Linked DNA regions of Homo sapiens: region 2 is linked to region 1. The links are chromatin loops, found by intact Hi-C in ENCODE. Cell type or tissue: PC-3. All regions are shown on one strand.

Evidence for each region. A loop is a pair of places that touch in the nucleus more often than their neighbours do. Peaks named below come from ENCODE experiments on the same cell type or tissue, not always from the same donor. Only the 100,000 strongest peaks of a DNase experiment are listed, where the experiment ranks them.
Region 2: a loop joins it to region 1, with 2.4 times the contacts of the local background. A loop is called at or near these places in 1 of 110 quality-filtered maps.

The regions. Positions count from the first base shown.
Region 1 is chr4:36,042,914-36,046,913 of GRCh38, reverse strand. It overlaps a transcript of ARAP2 not described here. Among named protein-coding and RNA genes, the nearest start is that of ARAP2, 200 kb to the left of the region's middle. In PC-3, no CTCF peak of the experiment used is centred here; no DNase peak of the experiment used is centred here.
Region 2 is chr4:36,175,706-36,179,705 of GRCh38, reverse strand. ARAP2 (ArfGAP with RhoGAP domain, ankyrin repeat and PH domain 2) reads left to right here. Exons shown (of 33, transcript NM_015230.4): 9 at 1,701-1,879. Among named protein-coding and RNA genes, the nearest start is that of ARAP2, 67 kb to the left of the region's middle. In PC-3, no CTCF peak of the experiment used is centred here; a DNase peak (open chromatin) is centred at 1,535; H3K27ac peaks cover 864 bases.

The sequences.
Region 1 (4,000 bases):
ATGATTTAAACATGTTTTGTTCACATATTTCTATCTAATGAAGTTATCTTCCTGTCCTAATGAGGTGGGTAACAATGTGTCTCACTGTCACTGTTTTGGAGATTTTGCTGAACTTGGTGAACTTGCTCTACTCTGGCCTGGACAGAAAAGAAAAGAAAAGCTTACACTTCTTGGTTTCCTTGTTCTGCCTTCCTATTGTGATGGGTGAGTGCTTTTGCTTAGGCTTGTAGGCCAGGGCTCTGGTTAGCTCTGCTGCCTGCTCCTCTTACATACAACTTTTGGGGATGATAGCCTTTAATTTTCTACAGCACTTCAAAATAGATTCTTTCTGTGGTCTGCATTAGAACTTTTTTTAACATCCATATAGGAATTTTATGCCCATTAAAATTCCTATATGCCAGGTGCAGTGGCTCACTGCACCTATAGGCCAGGTGCAGTGGCTCACAGCTGTAATCCCAATACTTTGGGAGACTGAAGTGGGAGGATTCCTTGAGCCCAGGAGCTTGAGACTGGCCAGGACAATATAGTGAGACCTTATCTGTACAAAAAACAACAATAAATAACAAAATTAGCCAGCCATTGTGGCATGAGCCTGTAGTCCCAGATACTCAAGAGGCTGAGTATTGTTGTTTCAGTCCAGGAAGTGGAGCTGCAGTGAGCTGTGACTGCACCACTGTACTCCAGCCTGGGTGACAGAGCAAGACCCTGTCTCAAAACAGAGAGAGAGAGAGAATACTGGTCAGGAGCTCACTTACCTATAGGCTGGTACAATGAATATATTTTGCAATATATGCCTAGTTTACAATGACCTGGTTAATTATTCCCTCCTCTACTCAGGAAAAGACAACATAGAGTAGAAATTAACAAAGGAATCTCTGGAGTGAGGCATTCTGAAATTTTACTGAAGCTCTAAAACTTAACAGCTATGGAAATGGGTAAGTTTCTCAATGCTTTGTATCTTAATTTCCTTATAGGTAAACTTCTCTGACAATTGTCCCCCTCTTATCCCCCTCTCTTACTTTATAAATTTTCCATTCATTTTGAGTTTTTTCTGTATTTATTTATTTATTTAATTTGATCATTGTCAATAATTGCATATCTTTTTGGGGTACAATGTGATGTTATGATGCATGTATATGTTTTAGAATGATCAAATCAGTCTAATTAGCATATCTATCACCTCACATATTTATACATTCCTTGTGGTGAGAACATTTAAAATCGATTCTTTTAACAATTTTGAAATATACAATACATTATTATGACCTATAGTTGCCATCCTGTGTAATTGATGACTAGAAGAATTTACTCTTCTTACCTAACTGAAACTTTGTACCATTTGTCTCACATTTCCTCTTTCCTCATTCTTTCCAACCCCCCAGCCTCTGATAACCACCATTCCACTCTGTATTTCTATGAATTCAACTTTTTTATATTCCACATGTAAGTAATATTACATGGTACTTATCTATCTGTGCCTAAGTTACTTCCCTGAGCATAATGCCCTCTAGATTATACATGATGTTGTAAAGGACAAAATTTCCTCCTTTTTAAAGGCTGAATGGTATTCCATTGTGAATATATACCATGTTTTTTTACCCACTTATCCACTGATGGATATTTAAATTGTTTCTATAGCTTGGCTACTGTGAATAATGCTGTGATGAATTTGGGAGTGCAGATAGCTCTTCAACATACTGATGTCAATTTATTTGGATATATACCCAGAACTGGGATTGCTGGATACCATGATAGTTTTGTTTATAGTTTTTTAAGGAAACTCCATACTGTTTTCCACAATGTCTGTATTAATTTCCATACCTACCTGCAATATATATTGTTTCCTTTCCTCTACACGCTCACCAACACATCTTTTTTATGATAGCCATTCTAACAGGTATGATGAGTTGAAAACTTGTTGTGGTTTTACTTTGTATTCCCCTGATGATTAGTGATGTTGAGCACTTTTTTTTAATATTATTGTTCGCCATTTCTATATCTTCTTTTGAGAAATGTCTATTCAGGTTCTTTGGTCATTTTTTTTTTAGCAGGGTTATTTCCTTGTTATTGAGTAGTTTGAGTTTGTTAAATATTTTGAATTTATCCCCTTATCAGATGCATAATTTGAAAATATTTTCCCCTGTTCTATAGATTGTCTCTTCATCCTGTTAATTGTTTACTTTGCTATACAAAACCTTTTTAGTTTTATCTAGTCTCATTTGTCTGTTCCATTTTTATTTTGTTGCCTGTGCTTTTGGGGTTTTATCCAAGAAATCATTGCCCAGACCAATGCCATGGAGCTTTTCTGCTATGTTTTCCTCTACAGTTTCAGGTCATATACTTAAGTTTTTAATCTCTTTTAAGTTGATTCTTATATATGGGGTGAGGTAAAGGTCCAGTTTCAGCAAGTGAATAGCCAATTATCACCAGCATACAAATATGTTATAATAGCTTCCATCTTAACCTAAAAAAGAAATGACAGAAAAACACAAACTCCCTCTCTTGACACCATATTCTACTGCTGCTACCTCCCAATATCTCAATAGCAAACCACTTTTAAAATCCTCTTTACAGTGTCTTGTTTACTTCCATTTTTCTCTTGAAGTTTCTCTAATCAGACCCATCACCACCAAAGAAACAAACTACTTCTAATCGAGATCATGAATGGCCTCTAGTTTGCCAAATAAATTGTCTAATTCTCATACCTTGGATAACTCATTTATTCAGTGGCCTTTGACATCGGTGGTTTATGATCACTCTTTCCACATCCTTTTTCACTTGGTAAACGGGACACTACATGCTAAATAAATGTAAACATAAACCACGAAATGTTCATTTGCTTATTCCTCTGAGTGCTTCTCTTCCATACTGGTGCGCATTTCCTGAGTTATGTCATCCAGAAGCATTACCTCAAATATCATATATTCACTAATTACTTGAAATACGTATCTCAGACAATTCAATTCTTTCTTTCCTTCTTTCTCTCTTTCTTTCTCTTTTTCTTTCTCTTTCCCTCTCCCTTTTTCCTTTCCCTTTTTCCCTTCCCTTCCCCTCCCCCCTCCCCTCCCCCCTCCCCTCCCCTCCCCTTCCCTTCCCTTCCCTTCCCTTCCCTTCCCTTCTCTTCTCTTCTTTCTTTTCTTTATTTTTCTTTCTCATGGTCTTCCTACATGTCCCAGCCCCAGAGTGAGGTGGCTCTTCACAAACACGATCACAGGGCACTACAGCCTCGAACTCCTGGGTTTACATGATCCTCACATAGCCTTCTGAGTTTCTGAAATTATATAGCGGAGGCAACAGACACGTGTCATTGTACCCAGCTTTAGACAATTTGCTTCATCTTCAAACTGTATGCCTTTAGCTTCTGGCAAATTTATGTGCATTCTTGTTATAAATTTAGAAAATGTTTTCTGTTACTTGCAATCTCAAAGTCCAAACACCGTTGGCTAACTAAACTTCTGGGAATGTTGCCCCGATATCTTGACTAAAGTTCCTGTTTAAATGTTGAGACATAGACAGGGCAATTTTCAGAAGACCCTAGTTAAACTACATAAGTGAAGTATGGGAAGAAAAATGCAGTTCTCTGAGTTTTTCTTCAGTTTTTTCATATTAGTGAAAATTAGCTGATCAAACTTACAATTATTTTATTTGGGGGAAAACTAGGGATGTCTTTGTTAGCATGGTAAAGCTACTTAACCATGGGTATGATTAGACTGTAAAGCCAGGAAGAAATAGGTGTCTGCACATGGTAGTACATAAAAACATTTAAAGAGAGTGCAGGTGGGGTGGCTCACACCTGTAATCCCAGCACTTTGGGAGGCCAATGTGGGCAGATCACCTGAGGTCAGGAGTTTGAGACCAGCCTGGCCAACATGGAGAAACCTTGTCTCTACTAAAAATACAAAAATTAGTCAGGCATGGTAGTGGGCACCTGTAATCCCAGTTACTTGGTAGGCTGAGGCAGGAGAATTGCTTGAACCTGGGAGGCAGAGGTTGCAATGAG
Region 2 (4,000 bases), 130 kb before region 1:
AACTGGGCTCTGCTTTCTCTTCCTCCTTCATCCTGTGAAAGCTTTTACTACTCGTGATTCAGTATGTTTTGCTTTATTTCCTTTTGCTTTGATAACTACTTCTCCATATGTTCTGGTAGCCCAATTTCCAGCCTTATAGATATAGTTGTACCTCAAGGTTTGCCAGTTTCTTCTCCTTTTACACTCTATGTTAATTCATTTCCATGGGTCTTCTTACGTACAGGTTACTGTTGTTCACATAGTGCTATGAGTCTGCGTGGATGCGCATGCCACGGCACTGAAAACCTGAGGTTGTTCTGTTAACTAATTGGATTCTCCTTCTTCGCCTGGCCAATTTCTGATGCCACGTTACCTTTTATTCTGAGTAATTTGTTTTTCTTATCAACACCCATCATATGTATACAACTAATTTTTTTCACTCTCCTAAATGCCTTAATTCCTCATTAGTCATTGTATTTCAATTTTCACAGTATTTTAAGCCTTCATTGCCTGGTCCCTGATCTTCAGGCTTCCAGTATGGTCTACCTGTCATTGTCTGTATTATTATAATGTCTTTTTATTGCTAAAAATGGTGAAATGGTTTTCTTTTGCCTCTGTAATAAAGACAACATTCCTAAACAGGCAGTATGAATTCCCTGGTCATATTTCCCATTTTTTTCGTGTGAGTTCAGAGTTATAAATGTATTCATTGATAAATTAATCCCTGAATGGATGTTGGTTTTTCTGCCTTTGTTCTTCTGGTAACCTCTGCTCAAAATCCTATTCTCTTCCCTCTTCCAAATTCCAGTTTAGTCTTTTGAATTGCTCTTCATCCTCAAGATCTACCACATATACCTCTTTTTTACCCCCATAGTTTCAAGAAAAGTTGTTCGAGAGTTAAAACATTTGATTCTCCTCACTTTAATACTAACTTGCTATATGACCTTCAGCAAATCACTTATCTCAATTGACTCATATATTATTTCATACCATTTATATGACGTTTATACTACTGTGTTCCATTATGTGTTCAAATCTTGCTTGACTTATAGCTTTAATTGCTCCTTGGGGACTAGATCGAATTCCTATGCCTGTAACACAGTGCATTGTTCATAATTGAAGGTCACTTAGCTTTTGTGGAAGGAGTAGGAGAACCAAATTTTAATTTGCCAGGTGAAATGCTATTGTTATTTACTGTGGTGAGAGTGGAATGGGTAAGTGACACTGAAGCAGGCATACTCTAGAGCAGGTTCCAAGTGATTGGAAGTAGGATTTTCGGGGTCTTTGAGTAACTGACTTGCCACATACAATCTGTTAATTGTTGGGTAGCAATATCACATTCTTCTATTAAAAGAAAATCTAATCTCATGAGTGATCTAAAAGAGGGCTTCTCAGATATTAACAGGGATACAGAGCATCTGCAGTTCTTTTTAAAATACAGCCTGTGATTCATCAGATCTGGAGTAGGGCCTGAGATTTTGCATTTCTAATAAACTCTCAGGTAAAGCCAGTGGAACTGATTTCAAGACAACTGGATATTGTTACTCCTTTTCCCTCAAAGAATTGAGTCATTGGCTCTGTTTACAGTAGCATTTAGATTGTGGTTGTGGGAAAGAATCTGTCACTTATGTGTTGCAAAGGGCATGGATTTCTTCTTGACGTTTCTGTGTCTATGTAACTTATATGTGGATTTATGTATTTTCTCCTGTCTTCATTTTCAGAGGAGAGAAATGACTGGATCAGCATACTATTAAATGCACTGAAATCACAATCCCTTACCTCGCAGTCTCAAGCTGTTGTTACACCTGAGAAATGTGGATATCTTGAATTGAGAGGCTATAAGGCAAAAATTTTTACTGTGTTAAGTGGAAACAGTGTGTGGCTTTGCAAAAACGAACAGGTGAGCTCTGTTATAGTCATTGCAAATTGCTGCTATTTTATTATAGTAACAACTATGTTTTGTTTGGAAGGATTATTAGTGATTTTACTTATAGAGTCTTGTTTTAGCATTGTGTACTCCACTAAATATACCAAAGAAATAGTGATTTTGTTGAATTTTCTTGGTGTCTCCACCAGCAAGAAAGTACCTCCATCAAACTTGAAACTGGACATCACCTTTTGTGGTATTGAGGAAGTAAAATTATTGAAAATAATTTTTGAAAAGTCTTATTTAGTTGAAATGACATTGTACGACTACATGAGAGAACAATTAAGGACCAATGAACCCTTACAGCTGTTGATGAAATAGGACCAGTTCTGCACCCTGTGCTGCTTTTATTTTTTGTGATAGAAAATTATAGGGTAAGCACAGGTAACATATTTGCTTGAGTTTACAGAATATTATTGGTCTGTTTTATTTTGAACAGATGTATGTAAGGTATATATGTATACACACACACGTCTATATAAGTACAAATTCAAGTGCACATACATACATACATCTAGCTATACACGCACATCTACATAAATAAAATCGATTAAAATTATTGGTTTACTAAATTTGATTAATGTCAAAGGACTCAATAGAGTATTTAAATGTTTTGATGAGTCTGATGGTAAACTAAAATTTTAACAAATCCTGTTAGCTTTGTTTGATTCTGTAGACTTTCTTTTTTCTAAAATTCCTTGTTTTTAATATGTATATGTTTTTAATATGTATAATATATAATTCTTTACCCCTTTTTTTTTGGAAGAACTCCTTTTAAAATCCTTCAGCCTAGAATATATTAGATGCTTAGTAATTGTGGAATTGAACTGTGCACTTTGGATAGCTGATCTAAGATGAACTCATTTTATGATACATCATTATGGGTTATAGTAAGGTGGAATATAAATGCTGACTATTTTTTATAAGAAAAATAGGAATATCAAAACAAATAGTAGTTTCAGAACAATTAACTATAGGCATCCTCTGAACTTTAGTGTGAACTTACACATTAAATATTTTGGAGGAGAAGATGTCTTAGCCAATTAACAGTTGAAGGCATCATCAAGCACTCTTGGCTTATTAATAATGTGGGTAGTTAGCATATTCCTCAAGCATAGTTTAATAATGTATACAAATTGAATATGAACATTTCAGTCTACAAAATAAGATGATTACAACTTTTCTTATTGGAATGGAGGTTAAAAATACATAATTTGCATGTATCTGTATGGAAGTTACTCTGCCAAATTAACTAAGGTATTCAGTTTATACTTGCATAGACCTGATAGCAAGACCTGATAGACTTGCATAGAGTTCAAATGATTAGTTTCATTGCTCACATTAAACTGTCTGAGTTTCTGTTATTCTCTAGGAATAAGATAAATATTTTAAAAGTTTTATTAACACTTTCTGATTAGTGAAAATGTACATGAAATTATTGCCTTAGTATTAGGAATTGAGTGTGAAAAGCATAATGAATACTGTTTGCTGAGTACCAGGTACAGTAGACATTTCCTTTTAATCTTCACCACAAATATAGGAGGAAGACATTTTTGTCTATGTTTTGTAGATGAGGAAAATGAGGATTAAGTAATAGGTCTAGGAATTACAGTTTATAATGCAGAGTTGAGTTTAAAACCGGAACAGTATAACTCTAATTCTAGCTTCTTAACCACTCTACAAACTTCCTTTTTAAAGTCTAGGTTGAAGAGAAATTTTCTGACTTGTGAACTTTTAGAAATAGCCTAAGGATTCTTTCATTGAATAATTTAGTTGCCCAGGAGTTTCAGGGTATGCTTTCAATAAACATTGTATACCATGTCAGGCACACTAAAAATGATGGGTTTACTGAGAAGGACACAAGTCTTGTCTTCCAAGAGGAAAAGTCAAACAAGACCAGAATATATGATGGATGGTGAGGTCAGTGCAATAATAGGTTGTACAGGAGTTACAGAGAGGTGCAAAAAAAGGGCATCTGATGAAGTCAGTGAATTAGAAGCATTTCCATATACATGAGAAATGAGTATATTCTCCTTAAAAATTAAAGCATTAAGGCTGAACCCCTCTCCATCTTTTGATAAGTAAACATTTTTA